2 separate regions of the Homo sapiens genome follow, and region 2 is linked to region 1. Evidence: chromatin loops called from intact Hi-C (ENCODE). Cell type or tissue: ascending aorta. All regions are shown on one strand. Each heading gives the region's core, and the rest is flanking DNA. Links, peaks and the distances in the headings are about the cores only. Region 1 has its middle 48 kb from the start of NUDT7. Region 2 has its middle 21 kb from the start of CLEC3A.

Region 1 (11,895 bases), core at 2,235-10,234:
GAGTGAGCTTTTTTGGTCAGGCTTGAGGACTGTAGCAGATATTTGTTGGAAGCCTTCCCAGCAGCCCACTCCCCTTTCTCCTTCTGAACAACAAAACGGTATTTCCCAGCCTTGCAGTGAGCCTTAGGATTGGCTTAAGCCAATCAAAATGTGTGCAACTCTGTGTCCACAACAATTATTTCAGAGTTGGGCATGTGATGGAATGAGATGTGAAGATGTGGGAGCCTTGGAGAAAGAAGTTTCAGTCGATGTTGCCATTCTCTTGGGATCACAGAGATACTCGGTTTCAGTTGGGGTTTCTGTTAAGTAGTATTCTCACCAACACTGAGCCATGAAAGGAAATGCTGGCAATATTTAACAGGAGACAAACTAATCAGGAGGCCATAAGTGAACACTTATGATACCAGGCGTACCAAGATGGAAATGCTACTCTACCATTTTACCACTTGTGTTATTTGAAGGAAACACAGATGCAGTTTCTTAATCAGGAAACTGGGGATAACTATATTGATCTCACAGCATTGTGCATATAATGCCAGACAACATAAATGAAATTGCCCAGTGCCAAGCCTGTTTCCCAGACACAGAAATCAATAAGGACACAGATAAAAAGAAAAAGAAAAATTATGTTTGCTGAGTGGCTGGCTACTATAAAAACAAATTGTATATGGAGAGTCCCCATAAGGTACACCCAAGGAGGCAGAAGGGCAGAGCTAGGATGAGCAGCTTGGATCCCCAGACTTCACGTGACAGGACATGAACGACAGCAATCCCAGCCACTCTGAGTAAAACTTACATACAGTAAACAGAAAATACGTTTTATGGCATAGTTCTGCAAGTTGACAAGCACATTCAGTTGTATAACCATCATCACACTCAAGATATGGAACAGTTCTACCATCCACCAAAATTCCCCCATACTGCTTTGACTCCTTTCTCCATCCCAATTCCTACCCCCAAAAGATCCACGAGCCACTGATCCATTTTCTATCCCTATAGTTTAACCTTTTCTAGAATGTCATATAAACAGAATCATCCACTTAGTGGTCTTTTGAGTCTGACTTCTTTTACATCATATAATGCATTTGAGAATCATCTAGGTTGGGGTGTAAACCAGTATTTTGTTTCCATTGCTTGCCATTTAACATTTGATTAAAGCCCATCTTTCTTCTTAACGGTGTAAGCCACATGGGATGACAGAGTTGGGGGAAAGAGAGCTGAGTTCCAATGATCATTTTCAAACATATGCACCCAAATACATATATTTGAAACTGTTGGAGGGAAAGAAGCATGTTGGAATGTGCTATAGACCAAATCGTGTCCCAGCAAAAATCCTGTGTTGAAGCCCCAGCCCCCACTGTGACTGTATTTGGAGACAGAATCTTTCGGAGGTAATTAAGGTTAAATGAGGTCACCCGGGTGCAGTGGCTCACGCTTGTAATCCCAGCACTTTGGGAGGCCAAGGTGGGCAGACAGCTTGAGCTCAGGGCTTGAGACCAGCCTGGGTAACATAGTGAAACCCCGTCTCTACAAAAAATACAAAAATTAGCTGGGCATGGTGGCACCAACCTGTGGTCCCAGCTACTTGGGAGGCTGAGGTGGGAGGATGGCTTGAGCCCAGAAGAAGAAGGTTGCAATGAGCCAAGATTTAGCCACTGTACTCTAGCGTGGACAAAAGACCAAGACCTTGTCTCAAAAAAAAAAAAAAAAAAAGTTACATGAGGCCATAAGGGTGGGGCCTTAATCCAATAGGATTGGTGTCCTTATACGAGGAGGAAGAGAGGCCAGAGCTAGGCAGCACACTCTCTCTTTCTCCCCCAACCCCACCTCCCTAGCCACGTGAGGATAAAGCAAGAAGCCAAAAAGAGAGCCCTCACCAGAACCCAACTATGCTGGAGTTTCATTTGGGACTTGTAGCCTCCAGAATGCAAGAAAGTTAATTTCTGTTGTTTAAGCAACCCAATACCAAACTATAGTATTTTATTATGGCAGCTTAAGCAGACCAATACTGAGTGGCTCAGAAAACAGACCTGCAGCCAGGAGTCAGTGAGCTGGGTTTGATCCCAAAAGTGTTTCCTTTTTTATGGAACAGGGATGAAAACAACCTTCCATGCAGGCTCATCATGAAGACTAAACCACATAGGTGATATGTAAAATTTCTAGCCCATTTCTTGACACTAGGAAATGCCCAATATGGGGCACTTCAAATTGTCCAGCTTTGTATCCATCCCTGCATCCAATATGAACCCTTATATATGCCGGGATGCTCTGCAAATATTTGCACAAAAAAATTGAAATCCAACTGGACATACTAAGGAACCTGTCTGTGTTTTGATTTTTTTAATTTGTAAAATGAAGTTGTTAATGCAAACGAATGTTTCTGAAACCCATCTAGTATGTTTAACACGATCTAAACAGGAAGTGATTTTATGGTAGTCATTTCCATGTTAGTATAAGCAGATTTCAGTTATCATTCCCACAATTAGATGTTTGCATGTTAAACTATTTACCAATAATTATGAAAAGGAAGCATGTGTAACTTTTTGAAATATAATGTCTCTACAACCAGATGGAAAATATTTGGGAGAGGTAAAGAGGGACAGTGAGGTGCTTTTTTTTCACCTGGAATGACAATTGGTTCTTCTCAAGGCTTTGACGGGAGCCTAAGGTAAAGAGGAATGAGAAAAGCAACATGTCTCTTGGCCTTCATAGCTCCCTTAGGGAAGGAAGAGGGGACAGGTGGCTGTTTTGTCTACTCATTGGTACCCACAGTGGTATGCTAGAGCTGGCTCATTCCAGCTCTTCAGAGCCACTTGTGCACTTCCCTTCCCAGCTCCATGTTCAGGGATATCATGTTGGTGGCTTAAAATTGGCCATGCTGGGAATTTACACCGTGGAAGGTGTGATGGTCAATAACTGAGTGTCAACTTGATTGAATTAAAGGATGCAAAGTATTGTTCCTGGGTGTGTCTGTGATCACGAAGCTGGCGATAACTATCTTGATCTCACAGCATTGTGCATATAATACCCATGTGAAGGTGTTGCCAAAGGAGATTAACATTGGAGAGTCAGTGGACTGGGAGAGGCAGACCTACCCTCAATCTGGGTGGGCACCATCTAAACAGCTGCCAGCACGGCTAGAGAAAGCAGACAGGAGAAGATGGAACAGCAGACTTGCCGAGTCTTCCAGCCTTCATCTTTCTACCCTGCTGGATGCTTCCTGCCCTCGAACATCAGACTCCAAATTCTTCAGCTTTTGGACTCTTGGACTTACACCAGTGGTTTGCCAGGAGCTCCTGGGGCTTTTGACCACAGACTGAAGGCTGCACTGTGGGCTTCCCTACTTTTGAGGTTTTGGGACTCAGACTGATCCACCACTGGCTTCCCTGCTCCTCAACTTGCAGACGGCCTATGGTAGGACTTTACCTTGTGATCGTGTGAGTCAACAGTCCTTAATAAACTCCCTTTCATATATACATATATGCCATTAGTTCTGTCCCTCTAGAGAACCCTGACTAATACAGAAGGCAAATGCTACACATGAGGGCATCCCTCACTTCTCTGGAGAGTCAGTTGTTAAACACTTACCAGGGCCATGGCCCAGAGTCACTACTACTTCCCAGGGAAGGAGCAAGGAGCAATGCGAACTGCCCTTCAGAAGGGTGGAAAATGGATGGCAGAGGAGTTGGGTAAATGCACCAAGAGAGTCAACAAGGTTAAAGAAGGCCAGAATTTGTATACATGTGCCATGTTGGTGTGCTGCACCCATTAACTCGTCATTTAGCATTAGGTATATCTCCTAATGCTATCCCTCCCCCCTCCCCCCACCCCACAAACCTGCACATGTACCCTAAAACTTAAAATATAATAATAATAAAATTTAAAAAAAAAGAAGGCCAGAATTTGGAGTCCATTTTTGTTTATTTTTTTGAGACAGAGTCTCACTCTGTTGCCCAGGCTGGAGTGCAGTGACAGGATATTGGCTCACTGCAACGCCCACCTCCTGGGTTCAAGCGATTCTCCTGCCTCAGCCTCTCAAGTAGCCGGGATTACAGGTGTGCACCACCACGCCTGGTTAATTTTTATACTTTTAGTAGAGACGGGGTTTCATCATTTTGTCCAGGCTGGTCTTGAACTCCTGATCTCAGGTGATCCTCCCACCTCGTCCTCCCAAAGTGCTAGGATTATAGGCATGAGCCATCGCGCCCTGCTAGAATTTGGAGTTTAGACAGAAGATCTTTCTTTATCCCTCACCATTTTTGAGGTTCAGTGTATATTTGAGATCTGATTCCGATAATTAAACCATGTGTGGTATTGAGAAAAGTATATTCATGGATATCTTTTTACCCAGTAACTCCACTGCCAAAACACCTACCCCCAATAAAAGTATAAAGAATCCGTGCAAGGATTTAGGTCATCAGGTGGCTTCACACAATGTGATTGTCATAGAGTACAGCCTGGAACCATCTCACATCCTGCAACAAGGTTCTAGTTACCTCTGTTACGGTGAACCCATGCAACCAGGTACTGTCAGTCTTTAAATATTCTTCTAAAACTTGATTTCTGATAGTGTGGGAGAGGAGTCATGACAAGTAAGAAAAGTTACAAGGCAGAATGATTTTAATAAGAGTTGTATAAAATGTAAAAATCCATAAAGGTTATAGAGTAGTTAACTTTGAGTGGTGGGGTTAATGGTAATTTTTTTTTCCTTTGGTGCTTTTCTATATTTTCAAATTTCCCCATGGTGAGAATGGATTACTTTTTGAAATAAGAAAAAAAAATGAAATACTGCTTTTGGTTTGTTTGTTTTGTTTTGTTTTTGAGATGGAGTCTCTGTCGCCCAGTCTAGAATGCAGTGGCTCCATCTCGGCTCACTGTGACTTCAGCCTCCTGGGTTCAAGTGGTTCTCTTGCCTCAGCCTCCCAAGTAGCTAGGATTACAGGCACGCACCATCACACTCAGCTAATTTTGTATTTTTAAGTAATTTCTCCAACTAGATAATGTAGCAACTTAAAACCTAAAATGTGGTTTCTCTATATAAAAGGAGTTTGAGGCCGGGCGTGGTGGCTCACGCCTGTAATCCCAGCACTTTGGGAGGCCGAGGCGGGTGGATCATGAGGTCAGGAGATCGAGACCATCCTGGCTAACACAGTGAAACCCCGTCTCTACTAGAAATACAAAAAATTAGCCGGGAGCGGTGGCGGGCTCCTGTAGTCCCAGCTACTTGAGAGGCTGAGGCAGGAGAATGGCGTGAACCCAGGAGGCGGAGCTTGCAGTGAGCCGAGATCGCGCCACTGCACTCCAGCCTGGGCGACAGAGCCAGACGCTGTCTCAAAAAAAAAAAAAAAAGAGTTTGAGGCCGGGCGCGGTGGCTCACACCTGTAATCCCAGCACTTTGGGAGGCCGAGGCAGGCGGATCATGAGGTCAGGAACTCAAGACCGGCCTGACCAACATGGTGAAACCCTGTTACTACTAAAAATACAAATATTAGCCAGGTGTGGTGCCTGTAATCTCAGCTACTCAGGAGGCTAAAGCAGGAGAATCGCTTGAACCCGGGAGGTGGAAGTTGCAGTGAGCTGAGTTTGCACCACTGCACTCCAGCCTGGGCAACAGGGCGAGACTTGGTCTCAAAAAAAAAAAAAAAAAAAAGGTAGTTTGAATTAATGAGATTTAACAAACATTATGCCTAATAGGTAATATAACAAGGGCAATGAAATCACCAATTGTATCTGAAAAAACAACCATAGCTATTTCTTTCTCCTTCCTGTATCTTCCTCCCGCTTCTTTTACTGATAATATTTACGGATCATTTTCCACGTATAAGCCTTGGAGCCAAGTAAATTAAATAAATTAACTCGTTTATTTTTCAGAACAAAACTATGAAATAGATACTACTTGTATCTCCACGCAGAAACATACAGAAACAGAAGCTTAGCGTCAATAAATGGCTTGCCCAAATTCTCATTGCCAGTAAATGCAAAACTCTAACCCTAGTTAATAAAAGCACACATTTTGTATTAGTAAATAATCAAATTAAGCCTTGTTACTCACATGGTTGCCCCTTTAAGGAGTTGGTAGCCTCAATGCTCAGAAAGTTAAGCTCAAATATGTACTTTTAGTTCCATGGATTCCTTGTGTTGTGGTCACAGTCGAAGACTAAACAATTGCAACACGATGACCCACACTGCAGATATTTATCCAAAAACACAAAGGAACTTTTCACCTATCAGCTATCAACACGACTTTAGAGACAGTCAACAGGATTTTCAGTTGGTCAGGCAAGAACTAATCATTGAGGATCTCGTGTGTACATGACACTGTTACTAAATTCTGGGGCTACAGCAGCAAAATAAGGTGAATATGATCCCTGCCCTTATGCAGTCTGTAGCCTTGTAAGAAAGTCTAAGGAATTCAATAAGCAAGATAAACGCTGTGATGGAGAATTACAGGCTTCGTTGTGAAGCTGTCACCCTCTTGACATAATAATGGTTATACTCATAGCTACATTCAGTCCCGGTTTAACTTGATCATCTTTTATAAAACTGACTATGCTTGGCAAATTTTTTTGTCCACAGGGTAGATTCATTGCATGCACTCTTCTGGGACTTGATAAACCAATTTCTAAATGTTCACAGACTTACAAAGTAGAATAGACCAGGACTCCTGCAAAACACCTCTTAGTAATACGGAAAGAGTTTGAGACTTAGTAAAAGAATGACAATTACACGGGTGGCTAAAGGAGTGGCCGCTTCCAATATTCCTCTTGAAAGAAACATTATCACCCCCCACTGCTCGGCCCCCGCTCCTTTAATAAAAGACTACGCTTTCCATCCTGGTACCAGAATTCCAAGAAATCCCTCACACACACCCCAAGGAACCCCAGGATTGCCATTTCTCCTTGCAGGGAGAATCTTTCAGTTTGACATCTGGCTGGCTTTATTGACGGATTTCTCATGCACTTCCCTTTGCTGCAATATGCACACTATCCAGCAGAGGGCAGGATTATACAACACATTCTCCCCGTTAGACCTAAACGAGAGGATGGCACAGACCCACCAGCGTCAGAGGAGGTTAAAAAGCACAGGACACATTTTTGCCTGTGCGCTAAGAGATGACAGCATGAGAAATATTAAATACTTGGAGCTGGGACTCAATATGCCCGAGACCTGGAGTCAGTCTGGTAGTCACTTCAACTGTGGATTGCAATTTTCCCAAATGGATGGTGAAAGTTTTCTATTAGGTTGCAAAAGTAAGTGCAGTTTTCGCCATTAAAAGTAACGGCCCTCAAATCTGATTTCTCCTCTAAATTTCTATAATTCTACATTTTGGCGTATTTGATAAATAACCCTCAAATTTAATAAATGACCCTCAAATCTTATTTAATAAATGACCCTCAAATCTTATTTCTCCTCTAAATTTCTATAGTTCTACATTTTGGCTTATTCTGAAGTAACTCTCCTGAAGTTGTACTCTTTCTAGAATACAAATTGGACCACGTGTCTCCCTGGTTTAAAATCTGGGAGTAGGAATTTAGAATGTGAGATCATTCACACCTAAGGGATCCAAATCTCTCCTTCAAGTCAAGAGCAAAATCTTCCTCCCCAGTTTGGGAGTCAGAGGTTGTGTTGGTTATAGGAGTAATAATAATAATAATAGGACAATATTCGTTGATGTACCAGGCAAGTGCGAAGTGCTTTACGTGAATTAATGCATGAATTCCTCTCACTCACCCAATGAAGTCAATATTCTTACTATCCCTATTTTTAGATGAGGACAAAGAGATCCCTATTGTTAGATGAGGACAAAGACAAGAGATGAAGTGCATTGCCCAAGAGCATGCTGATAGGAAATGGTGCCACTGGGTCTAAACTCCAGAGAATGGGCTCACAGCTGCTCTTATATTGCCTTCAATGACTTTGGAGGTGGGAGAGGAGCTGACCAAAGACAACTACAGGACTTTGAACTAAGACATGTTAATTCATTCACTCATTCACATACTCTCTCAAAGACATACCAAGTGCCTACTATGTCCCAGGTACTTCATTAAGCACTGGAATCCAAAAATTTGTAATGTAGCATCCTGCCTAGTCACATGGGTTTCTGCCATAAAGTTCAGAAGCCTGGGAGTAAGAATAGGGAAGGAAAATTCACTACTGACACAATGTTAAGGTTTTGCTGGGTAGGCACAGTGAAAAGTAGAGTTCAGGGTATGAAAGGTGCTAGGGAGACAGTGGTTCAGGCAACCAACCATGAGGTCCAGCTAAAAACATGAGCACCCTCCTGATCTGCAGCCTGGCCAGTGTGTTATGAATCTGCCCCACTTCCCAGCTTTTTCCCAGCCAATCGTTCTATTTTGCTAACCGGGCTAAATGCCTCAGGCGAAGGACCAGAAATACTGGATTCCATCATAGCACAGATTATGCAACCTAGGGAAACCATTCACCATCTCTGAGCTTGCTTCTCTCATCTATAAAATGAGGCACCATTCAGCTCAATGAGTAGAAAAATATTTATAGAGGAACACAGTGTGACAGGCACGGTGCTTCATGCCAAGAACATAAGAAGATATTTCCTTCCTCAAATAGTTCACATCTGAACACATTCTAGATGTTTCTAAACTATAATTACAAAACAGTGCTTCTATCTCTGATAGAAGATTCTACAGGACACCACAACTACCGTTACTAATAGCCTATGTTTTGTGATACCTAATTTGGGCCAAGCTCTCCATATAAATTATTTTTATAATCCCTCACGATAACCCAGTGGGGCCGGGTGCGGTGGCTCACGCCTGTAATCCCAGCACTTTGGGAGGCTGAGGCGGGCAGATCACCCGAGGTTAGAGTTCAAGACAAGCCTGGCCAACATGGTGAAACCCCGTCACTATAAAAATACAAAAAACGTAGCCAGGCATGGCGGTGGGCGTCTGTAATCCCAGCTACTTGGGAGGCTGAGGCAAGAGAATCCCTTGAACCCGGGAGCCGGAGGTTGCAGTGAGCTGAGACGGTGCCATCGCACTCCAACCTGGACAACAAGAACGAAATTCTGTCTCAAAAACAAACAAACAGAAGCAAAACAAAACCCTCTGGAACAGACGTAATTTTTATGTTTTCTGACAGAAAATCTGAGGATTAAAAAATGTCAGGTACTCACTGTATTAGATTATTCTCACACTGCTAATAAAGACATACCCGAGACGGGGTAATTTATAAAGAAAGAGGCTTAATTGACTCACAGTTCAGCATGGCTGGGGAGGCCTCAGGAAGTCCACAATCATGGTGGAAGGGAATGCGAACACATCCTTCCTCACGTGGCAGCAGCAAGGAGAAGTGCAGAGTGAGAAGGTGGGAAGAACCACTTATAAAACCATCAGATCTTGTGAGAACTCACTCAATATCATGAGAACAGCATGGAGGTAAGTGCCCCTATGATTCAATTACCTCCCACTGGGTCTCTCTCACGACACGTGGGGATTATGGGAACTACAGTTCAAGATGAGATTTGGGTGGGGACACAGCCAAACCATATCATTCACCAAAAGTTGCAATGATAGTAGGAGATACCAGGCACAGTGGCTCATGCCTGTGATTCCAGCACTTTGGGAGGCCGAGGGGCAAGGATTGCCTGAACCCAGGAGTTCAAGGCCAGCCTGGGCAAGATAAAGAGACCCCATCTCTACTAAAAATACAAAAAATATTAGCAATGCACCTATAGTCCCAGCTACTTGGGAGGCTGAGGCGGGACGATCACCTGAGCCCAGGACATCAAGGCTGTGGTGAGCTGTGATTGTGCCACTGCCACTCCAGCCTGGGAGACAGGAGTGAGACCCTGTCCCAGGAAAAAAAAAAAAAAAAAAGCCTGGCACGGGGACTCACACCTGTAATCCCAATACTTTGGGAGGTGGAGGTGGGTGGATCACTTGAGGCCAGGAGTTCGAGACCACCCCTGGCCGACATGGTGAAACCCCATCTCTACTAAAAATACAAAAATTAGCTGGGCGTGGTGGCACACACCTGTAATGCCAGCTACTCAGGAGGCTGAGGCCGGAGAATCATTTAAAACTGGGAGGCGGAGGTTGCAGTGAGTCGAGATCACACCACTGCACTACAGCCTGGACGACAAAGCGAGATTTGGTCTCAAAAAAACAAACAAACAAACAAAAAAAGGTTGTAACATGTGGTAGAATCAGAACTCAAAACATAGGCGTGGTTGAGACTAGTGACTGTTCTTAATCACTGTGGAAGCCTGGAGCAGAAGACCCAGCTCTCCTAGGAGGTGAAAGGTTAAGTCTGAAATGTCATGCGATGCCTGCTTGGATTCTTGGGAATGATCTGTGCTGATCTTATAAATCTCTCTCCTAGACTTAAATTTCTCTACATACCTTTCAGTCCTTATCCAAGAAAAGTTGGCTTAATACATACAACTAGAATCGAGGCAAATTAGACTCCTTTAAATGCGTCCATAATGTCTGCTTCATGGCTCTTCAAAAAAGACATGCGATCCTGTGAAATGCTAATTTGATACATAACCAAAGGAAAGTAACATGCTCTTGTCTTGGCTAATTCGTAGCTGTTAGTTGAGCAACACCGTTTATTTCCAGGGCTAGCCTTAGATATAGCACAATTATAGAAAAGGGCTGTCAGCACTAATTGCTCCATTGCATGCCCAAAAAGTTCTACAGAATCTGAAATGCTGACAAACAGTCCAGACCCACTGGAAAACATCTGCAAATCATAATCTTTTAATTTCAATGAACATGGTGGAAAGTTTCAGCTTCAATGACTTACTAAATCCCTGAGCCATCTTAAAGTCTTGTGTTCTTTTCTTTCCTAAGCCAAAGAATAAAACAGCTTTGAAAGTTGTGTTTTTTAGAGTGTGGAGCCAAAATGACTGCTATAGTTGTTAATGTTTAAAATGACATTTCAGATATGCCATCTAACCTAAATGAAAATTTTAGAAGGCTATTGATCATTATAAAAATATTTTTAAAGATATAATTTATATACAGTACCATAAAATTCATTTGTTTTAAGTGTACAATTCAATGATTTTTGCAGTAAATTTTCAGTTATGCAACTAGTGCCATAATCCAGTTTTAGAACATTTCCGTTAGCCCAAGGAGGTCCCTTGTGTCAGTTTGAGGTTATATGCCTCATTTCCACCTCCAGTAACCCCTAATCCTCTGTTGCTAAAGTTCTGCTTTTCACGACATTTCACGTCAATGCCACCATAGAAACTGTGTTTGCATCTGGCTTCTTTCACTCAGCATATGTTTTTCAGATTCATCTACATTCTAGCATGTAACAGGGCTTTGTTCCTTTTTTATTCCTGATTAATATTCCTTTTATGGATGCAGTTCATTTTGTTTAAGCATTTACCATTCAATGGATTTGTGATTGTTTCCAGTTTTCAACCATTACAAATAATGTTGCTATGATAATTCATGTCCAAGTCTTCATGTGGACACGTGTTTTCCGTTCCTTTGTGTAGATACATTGTAATAGAATTGCTGGATTATATAGTAAATTTATGTCTAATTTTTAATACTTTGAATTTTATTTATTTATTTTTTTTGAGACTGTGTCTCGCTTTGTTGCCTAGGCTGGAGTGCAGCAGCATGATCACTACTCACTGCAGCCTCACCTTCCAGGGCTCAAGCGATCCTCCCACCTCAGTCTCCAGAGTAACTGAGACTACAGGTGCATGCCACCTCACCCAGCTTTTTTTGTTTTGTTTTGTTTTGTTTAAAGAGATAAGGTTTCCCTATGTTGCCCAGGCTTGTCTCAACCCCCTGAGCTCAAGTAATACTCATGCCTCAGCCTCCCAAAGTGTTGGTATTACAGATGTGAGCCTTTGTGCCAGGCCTGAACTTGTTTTATGTGTAACTTTTTAAC
Region 2 (11,895 bases), core at 2,640-10,639, 330 kb after region 1:
AAATGGGCTTTCCACTTGGCCAGGGCCATCTTGTCTGCTGCTTACTTCTACACGTGGCTGGCAAAAAAAGAAGATGGAGCTGCCATTTTGAACATGCCTATTCCCAAGTAGTATATTCCTATGGGCACAACTGTGGGCATTCACCCATGCAAGCTTCCAGCTTGCTTATGTCTGCAGCTTGATTTTACAGGATGTTCTTTGCTAGAAAGGAATATGATTTAGGGGCTGCTTTACATTAAAAGGGAAACCTTACCAAGGACTTTGCCAGAGATGATGAATTCCTCTTCAAAGGGTTAATTGTGTAATGTCCTTGTCCTTGGTTTGGAGGCCTCATCTCCTTGTACTTTGTTTCTAGTCTGAGAGCAGCCCTCCTGCTCTTGTTGTGCCCTGACTTGCCCGGACACGTCTGAACATGCTTTGTGCTGTAGTAGAGGGACCACTACTGCCCCCTCCCTCCCTTGCGAATCACACATTTACCCTACTTGGAAAAGTTTAAGTCTTAGTCAATCGGGGTCAGCTTAGATTATGCAGTCTAACCCTAGCCAATAGGGGAAGGACACAGGGATAGGGACTGCGTTAGGGATAAAAACTCCTTCTCTCCTTTGTTTGGTGTGCTCTTGCAGCTGCCAGAAGTATGAGCAGCACCCTTCTGCAGAAGTAAATTTGCCTTGCTGAGAAATCCTTTGAGTGCTCATTTTCCTTTCAATTCTGAGCTCGTTTCTAACGGACTTCCATACCTTCACTATCTAAGTAATTTCTTCTTAGCTCCTAAATCACAACAGTACTGGGTCCAAAGAGTGAGATAGAAGCCTGAGCCTCACATCTCAAACCCAAGACAAGCCCTGGATGGAGTGTTGCAGCTGTGTGACCTCCATGACACCACTTTTCCTCTTTGAGCCTCAACCTCCTCCTGTGAAAAAGGAGAGCATTGAACTAGGCTGGAGGATCTCAAAGTTGGTCTCTGGTCTGCCTGCAACAGAGTCACCCAGAGAAATTGTCAAAGAGGTAGATTCTGTATTTTTTTTTTTTTTTTTTTTTTTTTTTTTGAGATGGAGTTCCTCTTGGTTGCCCAGGCTGGAGTGCAGTGGCACCATCTTGGCTCACTGCAACCTCTGCCTCCCAGGTTCAAGCAATTCTCCTACCTCAGCCTCCCAAGTAGCTGGGACTATAGGTGTATGCCTCTACACCCAGCTAATTTTTGTATTTTTAGTAGAGACAGGGTTTCGCCATCTTGGCCAGGCTGGTCTCGAACTCCTGACTTCAAATGATCCTCCCACTTTGGCCTCCCAAACCGCTAGGAGTACAGGTGTGAGCCATAGCACCCAGCCCAAAGAGGTAGATTCTTGATTCCCACCCCAGACAAACCAAACCAACAATTTTACAGGAGCCAGAAAAACTGAACTTTAGTAAGATCCCCAAGAGGTTCTGATGCATCCTGAAGTTTAAAACCAACTGGACCAATCTTGAAAAGTAGATGCTAAATGAAAGAAGCCAAAGACAAAACTTCACATATTCTCTAATTCCATTAATATGAAATATCCAGATTAGATTAGTCTATACAAACAATAGGTAGATCGGGGATACAGGGAGGAGGAATGAGGAGTGACTGATAGATATGGATTTCCTTTTAAGGAAATGAAAATGTCCTGGAATTTGATAGTAGTGATGGTTGCACAACTCATAAATATAGTAAAAAAAAAAAAAAAAACCACGGGCTTGTACACTTTGAAATGGTTAATTTTATGATAGTTCAATTACATCTTAATTTTTATTTGTTTTATTATTATTTTTTGAGATGGAGTCTCACTCTGTCACCTAGGCTGGAGTGCAGTGGCACAATCTTGGCTCACTGCAACCTCTGCCTCCTGGGTTCAAGCAACTCTCGCGCCTCAGCCTCCTGAGTAGCTGGGATTATAGGTGTGGGCCACCATGCCTAGTTAATTTTTGTATTTTTAGTAGAGATGAGGTTTCACCATGTTGTCCAGGCTTGGTCTCAAACTCCAGACCTCAAGTGATCCACCTGCCTTACCCTCCCTTAATTTTTAAGTATAATAATGAGTTTAAAATGGTAATGGGAAAACAAAATCACTCAACTGGATGATCCTAGATTAGGGTTCCCCAGAATGTGCTCCCCAGAATTCTCTGCCAAAATCCTCCGTAAGAACTGAGTATTAGAGTTCATCCCATGGCCAGGCATGGTGGCTCATGCCTGTAATCCCAGCACTTTGGAAGGCCGAGGTGAGCGGATCACCTCAGGTTATGAGTTTGACACTAGCCTGACCAACATGGTGAAACCCAATCTCTACTAAAAGCACAAAAATTAGCTGGGTCTGGTGGCGCGCACCTGTAAACCCAGCTACACGGGAGTGTGAGGCAAGAGAATCACTTGAATCAGGGAGGTGGAGTTTGCAGTGAGCCGAGGTTGCACCATTACCCTCCAGCCTGGGTGACAAGAGCGAGACTCCATCTACCCCCCCAAAATAATAATAATAATAATAGAGTTCATCCCAGAAGGTCATAGGGCAGCTACTAGAGAGGAAGAGCTCTGGGAAGGTGTGTTGATAAAAGAGAGAAAATCTTTGGCCCAGATATTCCTACACTTACTTTCACCCTAAAGAACACCTGACTAAGTATCTATGAAACAGCCATTTAGAGGTGGAAATCCATGTGAAATGCCATTTCCTCAAATTCACGGTCAATCTCTGCAATTGGCATATAGATAAGAGGGCCCCTTGCATCACAACCTTCGGCTGGGGAAGTGGTCTGCACAGACACTGACCTACCTAAATATATCCGCCTCCTGTAATCATGACCACTTCATGGTCATTTAACTCCTCTTTTTTCAAACAAAACTTCATGGCAAGTCCATCCCAAGTCAGGCAGAGAATTTAGCTACACTTAGTAAATATTTGCAGATGTATTGATGAACTGAAGATTAAGTTCAAAGGTAAGGTATGCTTGCTTCATAGACACACAGCTCCAGCGCAGAGCATGACCCAGGATGTTAGAGTAGAAGAGGAAAATATGATGTGATGCAAGGAGACAGACCTGGGTTCAAACCCTGCCTTCATTTGTTCAACACGTTTTGATTGTGCACCAGCGATGTGACAGGCATTAGACTAATGAAACGGAGGAGTTTTCCCTTATTCCTCCCTCAGGGCATGCAACAGGGGTGTGGCTCACTTCTTTGGTGCCCTGCTGCTCAAACCCCTAGGGGGAGCATACAGACGGGCAGGTTATAAGGAGTGCTTTTGGGCTCTCACCCCACAGCCGTGTCTGGGGTTGAATGTTTCCAGCTCCCAAAGCCCCAGCGGATGTGTATTACAGTGAACTCTGTCAGTTTTGCCGTCTGCAGGCAGCTTGTATTAATTGCTCAATTAGACCTTCTATCTTACCATAAGGAACAAACTAATACAGAGGCCTTTCTGTATTCCAGGTGCTTGCCCTAAGTGTACCAGAAAAATTGGATGATACACGGGCTTAGAGGATGGGTGCAAGATTTTACTGAGTGGTGGAGGTAGCTCTCAGTGAAGTGGATGGGCAGCCAGAAGGGGGATGGAGTCGGAAGGTGATCTTCCCCGGGAGTCAGGCCGCCCAGGAGCTGGACTCTCCTTTGACTGTCCCGACTAAATTATACATTGTCCTGCCTCGATGGTCTGCCGGTGTCTGCTAGTGTATGTCAGTGTGTTCTTCTGCTCTCTCTTCATATTTAGCTGCTTGTATCTGTGCCCACTAGCGTCTCAGGTTTTTATGGGCACAGGTTGGGGTATGGCAGGCCACAGTGGTTTTGGAAAATGCAACATTTGGGTGGAAAAACAGGAGTGCCTGTTCTCACTCAGGTCCATGGACACAAGCCCAAGAGTGGAGCCCTCACCAGGGACCCAGCCCTTCTCTACCTAGCATTTCCCTGCCCCCCTCCCGTATCACTAAGTATGGGCATGGTTGGGTATATGCCTCAATTTCTCTGGAGCTATGAGTAGAGTTTCTGCTGCTTAGCTGTGTGAAATGACCTTGGGTCATTTACAGAAGGTCTCTGGATTCGTTTTTTATTACTGCATAATAAGTTACCACAAACTTTGGGGCTTAAGGCAATGTACATTTACTATCTCATAGTTTCCATGGGTCAGCAATCGGAACATCCCTTGGCTGTGCTGTTTGCCTGGGGTCTCACAATCCTGCAATGCTTTTGTTAGCAGGCTGTATTCCCTGCTGAAGCTCAGAGTCCTCTTCCATGCTCACAGGGCATCTCACAGCATGGCAGCGTACTTCTCCCTTCATGGAAGGCCAGGACCCTTTTATAAAGGGCTCCCAGTATTAGGCTAGGTCCATACAGGGTCATCTGTGAACTCAAAGCCAACAAATTTGGGACCTTTATTGTATACGCAGAATCAATCCCTTCACCTTGTCATATTTTACTGGTTTGAAGCAAATCACAGGTTCCATGCAAACTCAAGGGAAGGAGATTCTATAAGGGTGTTGATATGGTTTGCCTGTGTCCCCACCCAAATCCCATCTTGAATTGTAACTCCCACAATTGCCATGTGTTGTAGGACGAACCTGGTGAGAGGTGATTGAATTATAGGGGCGGGTCTTTCCTGCACTGTTCTCCTAATAGGGAATGAGTATCACAAGATATGATGGTTTTAAAAAGAGGAGTTCCACTGCACAAGTTCTCTTATTTTGCTTGCTGCTAAGAGGTGAAGCCAGCTGGACTTCCTGGGTTGAGTGCAGACTTGGAGAACTTTTCTGTCTTACAAGAGGATTATAACATGCACCAATCAAGCACTCTGTAGCTAGGATTGTAAAACACACCAATCAGCGCTCTGTAGCTAGCTAGAGATTTGTAAAATGCAACAATCAGTGCTCTGTAAAAACGCACCAATCAGCACTCTGTAGCTAGCTAGAGGTTTGTAAAATGGACCAATCAGCACTCTGTAAAATGGACCAATCAGCAGGACATGGGTGAGGACAAATAAGGGAATAAAAGCTGGCCATCTCCTAGCCAGCAGCGGCAACCCGCTCGAGGTCCCCTTCCACGCCATGGAAGTTTTGTTCTTTCACTCTTCAGGATAAATCTTGCTGCTGCTCACTCTTTGGTTCCACACCACTTTTAAGAGCTGTAACACTCACCGCAAAAGTCCACAGCTTCATTCTTGAAGTCAGTGAGACCACGAACCCACCAGAAGGAACCAACTCTGGACACAATGCCATCCACGTAAGACATGACTTGCTCCTCATTGTTTTCCACCATGATGGTGAGGCTTCCCAGCCACGTGAAACTGCAAGTCCAATTAATCCTCTTTCTTAAGACTTGGGTATGTCTTTATCAGCAGTGTGAAAAATAATACAGGTGTAGATACTAGGGGGTGGGAGGGCAGGGTAATCAACTTCAAGTTCTGCCTATCATACTCTGTAAGTATCAGTTCCTTTCATCGTACTTTGATATTGTTCATGGTAATAGTACTGCTAATGGTACCAAATATTTTCTTTTAATGACAGACCTTCTTAGAGCCTTTCCTCACTAGTAGCTGCCCTGTGACCTTCCGAGATGAGTTCTAATACTCAGTTCCCATGGAGGCTTTTATCAGAATTCTGGGGAACACACTCTGGGGAACCCTGACCTAGGATCATCTAGTCCAGTGGAGGTTTTTCTCATGTTCTTTGCATTTTGTAGAACAGCAAAATGGGAGGAGCTTAAACCACCTTGCAATATTGTCAAGAGAATAAAACAAGAAATCGTATAGAATGAGCAAAGCTGCCAATTCTCCCTTAGGAAGAATAGCAAATATTTACCATGATTCTTCATGGCCAAGTCACAGAAAAAGTTGAATGGCCACTATATTATAGCGATTAAGGACATGGCTCTATAGTCAAACTACAAGGATTTTATAAATCCTGGCCTTACTGCTGATTTACGATCTGTAGGTCCTCGGGCAGGCTTGTCATAACCTCACGTAACCACACCACTTTCCTTATAAATAGAGTGAGGATAACAGCCATCAGTCTGTTGGGCTATCAAGAGAATTAAGATCATATACATAAAGCATTTAGCTTAGTGTTTGGCTCATAGAGCTCACATACCATCAACTCATTAGCATAGCTGGACAATTTTAACCTCAGTAAGAAAAGGAAGTCTCAAAAGATTACAGTGACAAGTACATATTTCAAAAACTTTAAACTTCACTATAAAGTAAAAACAAAAGTTGTAAGAAATCCTTGAACTTGGACTCTGGACTGTTTCCCAATAACACATGCTAATGTGATAGCTAAGTCACTGAGCCTGCAGTGCAAATCCTGTTGCACCTCCTTAAAAAATCCTGAAACAAGTACAGGAGCCCTGCCCTTCACCTTCAGGAGTAGAGAATTTGATGTCATAGTGCTACAGGTCCACATTGACATTTGATTTCTCCAGGAGGGGAAAAAAAAACGTATTTGGTCATAAAGAAGCCATGAGTTATTTGTTAGATGAGGGTGGGCACCCTATTTTGCTTTTATGAAGCTTTCCTGGGAGAAAAAACTCTGCTACATTTTTAGTACCTAAATAGGGGATGCATCAGGATTGGAGGCAGTTAAAATAGCAATTACCAACAGCAGCTCTCTCCGGTCTACAATATCATAGAGGATTTCTATTTCCTACATTATTTGCTTTTATAATCTATGGATTTGTAGAATGTACATGCATCATTGTGCACGTAATCCAGAAAACAAAAAACATATGTGTATGTACATATGCACGTGTATGCACGTGTGTGTGTGTGTGTGTGTGTGTGTGTGTGTGTGTGTGTGTGTGAAGCTGGAGGTAGCTGGAGCATCTCTGGACCTCCAAGAGGGCTGATGAGAGCCCCAGAAAGGCTCCCCAGAAAGCCTAAGGGAGTGTTTCTCAAACTTCAGTTGTACCTCAGAATCCTAGGAGACTTGTGAAAAGCCAACACAATTGCAGACTAAAGCCCTCCCAGAGATTCTGATCTACGGAGACTGCCATTGCCTAGGAATCTGCATTTTTATGTACAGCAGCCCCAGGCGATTCTGCTGCATTTTGAAAAGTGCTGGTTAGGACCCGGGCCTCTCCTGTGATGGAAATGATCTGAGACTGCACAGCCCAGTGTCATCTCACCATGACAGGGGAGGCCCTGTTCTATACCTGGGTCTGTAGGTCAGGAGTGTGGGATGGCTCATGGGAAGGGGAGAAAGAGCTTGCAACTAAGATGTTCCAATATATTTTTAAAAATTAGATGCTAAATTTATAAAAATATACAGATCTACAGTTGCATGAAAAGCTTTTTCTCAATCCTATCTGTGAATTTCTATGGCAATGGAAATAAATTCATTTGAGGATAAAGGGGAAAGTCTAAGTGTCAGACCTTTTGTGAAAGAGACCTCACCTTCTGCCTCCCTCCCTTCCCCCTCTTCCGCCGCCATGACAAGCCCCAGCCTAAAAGGACATTCAAGGCTCCTCCCAGAAGGCTCCCAGCCAGCCAGCAACCGGGTACCAAGCTTGGACTTGGCGTCAGCCTCCTGCCACCTAGTGGTCAGTCCGGGACACACAGCTAATTTATCTTAATTTCCACTCCACTCTCATTGGTTGATCCAGCGGACATTTGTCTAGCTCCTGTAATGTTGCCAGGCAATTTGCTGGGCTATGGAGGTAACAACGACTTCGTCTTATAGCGCTGAAAGGAATGTGCTGGCATTAGTTAAATCATTCCCAATGGTGAAACTGAGGCCTGGAGGCAGGGAGTATGGCTTACACAGGGTTCTGCATCAACTCTGATAACTCGCTTAAAATATCCTTTTCTCAGCCAGGCGCAGTGGGTCACTCCTGTAATCCCAGCCCTTTGGGAGCCCAAAGCAGGGGAGGACTGCTTGAGGCCAGGAGTTCAAGGCCAGCCTGGCCAACATGGTGTAACCCCCTCTCTACTACAAATGCAAAAATTAGCCAGGCGTGGTGGTGCATGCCTGTAATCTCAGCTACTCGGGAGGCTGAGGCACGAGACTCACTTGACCCTGGGATGCAGAGGTTCCAGTGAGCTGAGATCACTCCACTGCACTCCAGCCTGGACGACTGAGCGAAACTGAGCAGGGGATAAGCTAAGCCCAGACTCTTGACCTGTAGAAACTCATCATGAATATGATCATATCATAAACAAGCCTCAGAGTTTGTGGTCATTTGTTACACAAATAGGAAACTAAAAAAAATTCAATAAATACTGAAAACGAGAGAGATGAGAGCGGGAAAGTAGAAAGTGAGGGAAATGGCAGAGGAAAAACAGTAAGTAGGTGGGTCCATTCTGTAAGGTATTTATTTGATTTTAGCACCAATGAACTCAGGAGGTCGAAAGATGTAACACTGTTTCACCCTCTCTGTGGGGGTGAGATGGGATGTGAACCTTCAGCACCAGTGACTGTCTCTTCAGCAAGCTCAGCAGGGAGGAAATAAAGTCCTATTGATAGTTCTGATGCTTAAGCCCCAGAGAAGCCTCCAGCCCAGAGATAAGTAAGCTTCTCTGGGTGTTCATATGTGGTTCACTTGTCTGCCTGTAGAACACTGGAACAGGAGCTGTTCATCTCCACCCAAACCACTAAGAATGCATTTCTCACAACTCAGGTTTTGTATCTACGTGGAAAAAAAAAATGCTGGGCAGAAAAAAAGCTGTATGATCTTCCTTGGGTGAAAATAAATTTTATCTCAGATACTAGTGGACATTAATTAAAAATTCATGGAATAGCTCTCAAGAGAGAAGATGTCAGTAAACATTAGAATATAAGCTCTATGAGGGCAGGGATATTTGTCAGTCAGGTTTACTCTTGTATCTTTGCACCTAGGACACTTTCTGGCACATAGTGGGGCCAACCGATATTTAACAGATAAATCTGAAAGAGGGTGGATAGAGGGGCTGCTGCAGTCTAGTCAAAACTAATCAGGGTCCTCTCTACTCATCGCCCAGCAAACCAGGTCTGATCGAATATCTTCCTGTCACCTCTACCTACCTACTCTCAACTTGACAAGCCTTGAGGGAAATGGCGTTATTCCAGAGGAAGCAGGAAGCAGTATGAGTCCTAAATTGTGACTGTGAGCCACAGTTATATCACCATACTCAGGCCCCATCTCCAGGAGTGTCTGATTAATATTTAACCAAGCATTGTCAGGTCTATAAAGTAAAGGAGAAACCCAATTCTCATCTTTGGACTTCCATTCAGAGTGGAACATTTCATTTGCTAAAAAGCCAATACCTTGCTTTATTAGACAGTTGTGCTCAACAAGTCCATTCAACATCTGTAGGATGCATTTATAAATACACCGAGCTCAGCGGCTCACACCTGTAACCTCAGCACTTTTGGACGCCAAGACAGAAGGGTCATTTGAAGCCAGGAGTGTGAGATAAGCCTGGGCAAAAAAGTGAGACCTCACGTCTGTAAAAAAAATATTTTTTTTTAGATTAGCCAGGCATGGTGTCACATCCCTGTAGTCCCAGCTACTCAAGAGGCTGAGGTGGGAGGATTGCTTGAGGCCAGAGGTTGAGGCTACAGGGAGTTATGATTACGCCACTGCACTCCAACCTGGATTAGAGCAAGACCGTTTCAAAAAAAAATTAGTGGAAAACCAGAATTTGACTTTGTCACGATGGTTCCTAATGACTAGAAGTAACAAAAAACAGCAAGAGGGAGAGTAGAGGAGGAGAATGAACTTGGAGTCATGTGTGCCAGATGCCATATCCTCAGCCATGAATCAGACCCACTCTGATATCAGATCCCATTTCTGAAAGGTGTGGTCTAGTAAAAAATACAGGCACTGTTAAATTACAAATTACACAAAGTACAGTGCTTAGTGTTTCAAAGAGAAAGTATCCAGTACTCCATGTCCCCCTAAAGTTTATAAGAAAGTTCTGACGGTCAGCAGAGTCCTTCCTGAAAAGGTTGAAATCTAATGGATTTTGTCTGGTAAAGACTCTACAGCAAACCTTACTGACTACCTATCTAAAAGCTGCCCCTGCTGATTCTCTTGTTAACAGAAAACTTGGTATTTTTGTTTGTTTGTTTGTTTGTTTGTTTGAGATGGAGTTTCACTCTTGTAGCCCAGGCTGGAGTATAGCAGTGTGATCCTGGCTCACTGCCACCTCCACTTCCGGGGTTCAAGCAGTTCTCTTGCCTCAGCCTCCCCAGTAGCTGGGATTACAGGCGCCCGCCCCCATGCCTGGCTAATTTTTTGTGTGTTTTCAGTAGAGACGGTGTTTTCTCATGTTGGCCAGGCTGGTCTTGAACTCCTGACCTCAGGTGATCTGCCTGCCTCGGCTTCCCAAAGTGCTGGGATTACAGGCATGAGCCATGGGTGCCGGGCCCAGAACATCTGTTTTGTTCAAGTATCTGGTACTTTTTTGCGCTCAGAAAATGTTCTCCTGGCCCCAGTCTAGGAATGACCCTGTGGCCCAATTTTGACCAATGAAACATTAAGGGGAAATCCGCTAGGGGGCATCTGAGAGCAAGTTCCCTCTCTAATAAGAGGGAGGTATGTGAGCACCATCTTTCCTTCCCATTAATACCCCCTGCTCCCTCCTTTCAAAGTGATGCTGTGAAGACGTGACACTTGGAGGTGCTGCAGCCATCTTGTGACTGAGGGGGAAGCAATAGAAATTGCAAAGATACTAATTCAGTACCCAAATGTAAAGCCACTGGGCCCACACTAGAATGAACTACCCTCTCTCTCTAAATATCTTCTTATATGAGAAAAATATACCCCCATTTGTTCAACATGGTGTTAACTGGATTTCTTTTCTTTTTTTCTTTTTCTTTTTTTTTTTTTTTTGAGATGGAGTCTCTCTCTGTTGCCCAGGCTGGAGTGCAGTGGTGCAATCTTGACTCACTGCAACGTCCACCTCCTGGGTTTAAGCAATTCTTGTGCCTCAGCCTCCTGAGTGGCTTGGATTACAGGTACCCGCCATCATGCTCGGCCAATTTTTGTGTTTTTAGTAGAGACAGGGTTTTACCATGTTGGTTAGGCTGGTCTCAAACTCCTGACCTCAAGCGATCCACCCACCTCAGCTTGTCAAAGTGCTGGGATTACAGGCATGAGCCACCGCCCCGGCCTGATTTTCTTTACAGCAGTACATACAACTAACCGATTCAGATTTGTAGCATGACTGTCAGGATTTTAGAAATGAGTTTTGTATCTATTGTTAGATAACAAACAAGCCTAAAACTCAGAGCCAAAAATACAATCATTTGTTCACAATTTTGGGATCTAATGCTGTGTAACAATTACCCCTAGGCCAAGTGCAGCGTCTCATACCTGTAATCCCAGTGCTTTAGGAGGCTGAGGGGGAAGGATTGCTTGAGGCCAGGAGATCGAGAGCAGCCCGGGTAACATAGGGAGACCACGTTTCTAACAAAAAACTTAAAAAAAAAAAATTAGCCAGGCGTGATGGTGGACACTTGTAGTCCTAGCTACTCTGGAGGCTGCAGGAGGAGGATCGTGTGAGCCCAGCAGCTAAAGGTTGCAGTGAGCTATGATCGCACCACTACACTTCAGCCTGGAAAACAGAATGAGACCGTGTCTCTAAAAAAAAAAAAATTATTCCAAACTTTGGCAACTCAAAATAATGATCAACATCTAGTGTCTTCTAAGGGTCAGGAGTTTGGGAGTGGTTTAGCTGGGTGGTTCTGGCTGAATGTCCGCTGGCTTCCCCCAGGGCAAGCAATCCAAGAGAGACAAGTGGAAGTTGCAATACTTTTTATGACGTTATCTTGGAGGTCACATACTCCCATTTGCACAATATCCTATCCATTACACAGGTCATCCCTGTTCAGTGTAAGAGGAGACTATGTAAGTATGAATGAATATCAAGAAGTAAGGAGCAGTCATTGGGAACCATCTGGAAGTGGGTCACCACCACCTACCCT

What was found. A loop is a pair of places that touch in the nucleus more often than their neighbours do. Peaks named below come from ENCODE experiments on the same cell type or tissue, not always from the same donor. Only the 100,000 strongest peaks of a DNase experiment are listed, where the experiment ranks them.
Region 2: it touches region 1 in a loop (14-fold over the local background); 57 of 110 quality-filtered maps call a loop at or near these places.

The regions. Positions count from the first base shown.
Region 1 is chr16:77,668,921-77,680,815 of GRCh38, forward strand. No RefSeq gene overlaps it. Among named protein-coding and RNA genes, the nearest start is that of NUDT7, 48 kb to the right of the region's middle. In ascending aorta, for the core only: a CTCF peak has its summit at 6,986 (motif pointing right); a DNase peak (open chromatin) is centred at 7,021.
Region 2 is chr16:77,995,610-78,007,504 of GRCh38, forward strand. No RefSeq gene overlaps it. Among named protein-coding and RNA genes, the nearest start is that of CLEC3A, 21 kb to the right of the region's middle. RefSeq lists enhancers at 1-982, 1-342, 343-842, 1,489-1,658, 2,315-2,484 and a silencer at 7,422-7,621. In ascending aorta, for the core only: a CTCF peak has its summit at 7,523 (motif pointing left); DNase peaks (open chromatin) are centred at 7,482 and 7,962; H3K27ac peaks cover 350 bases.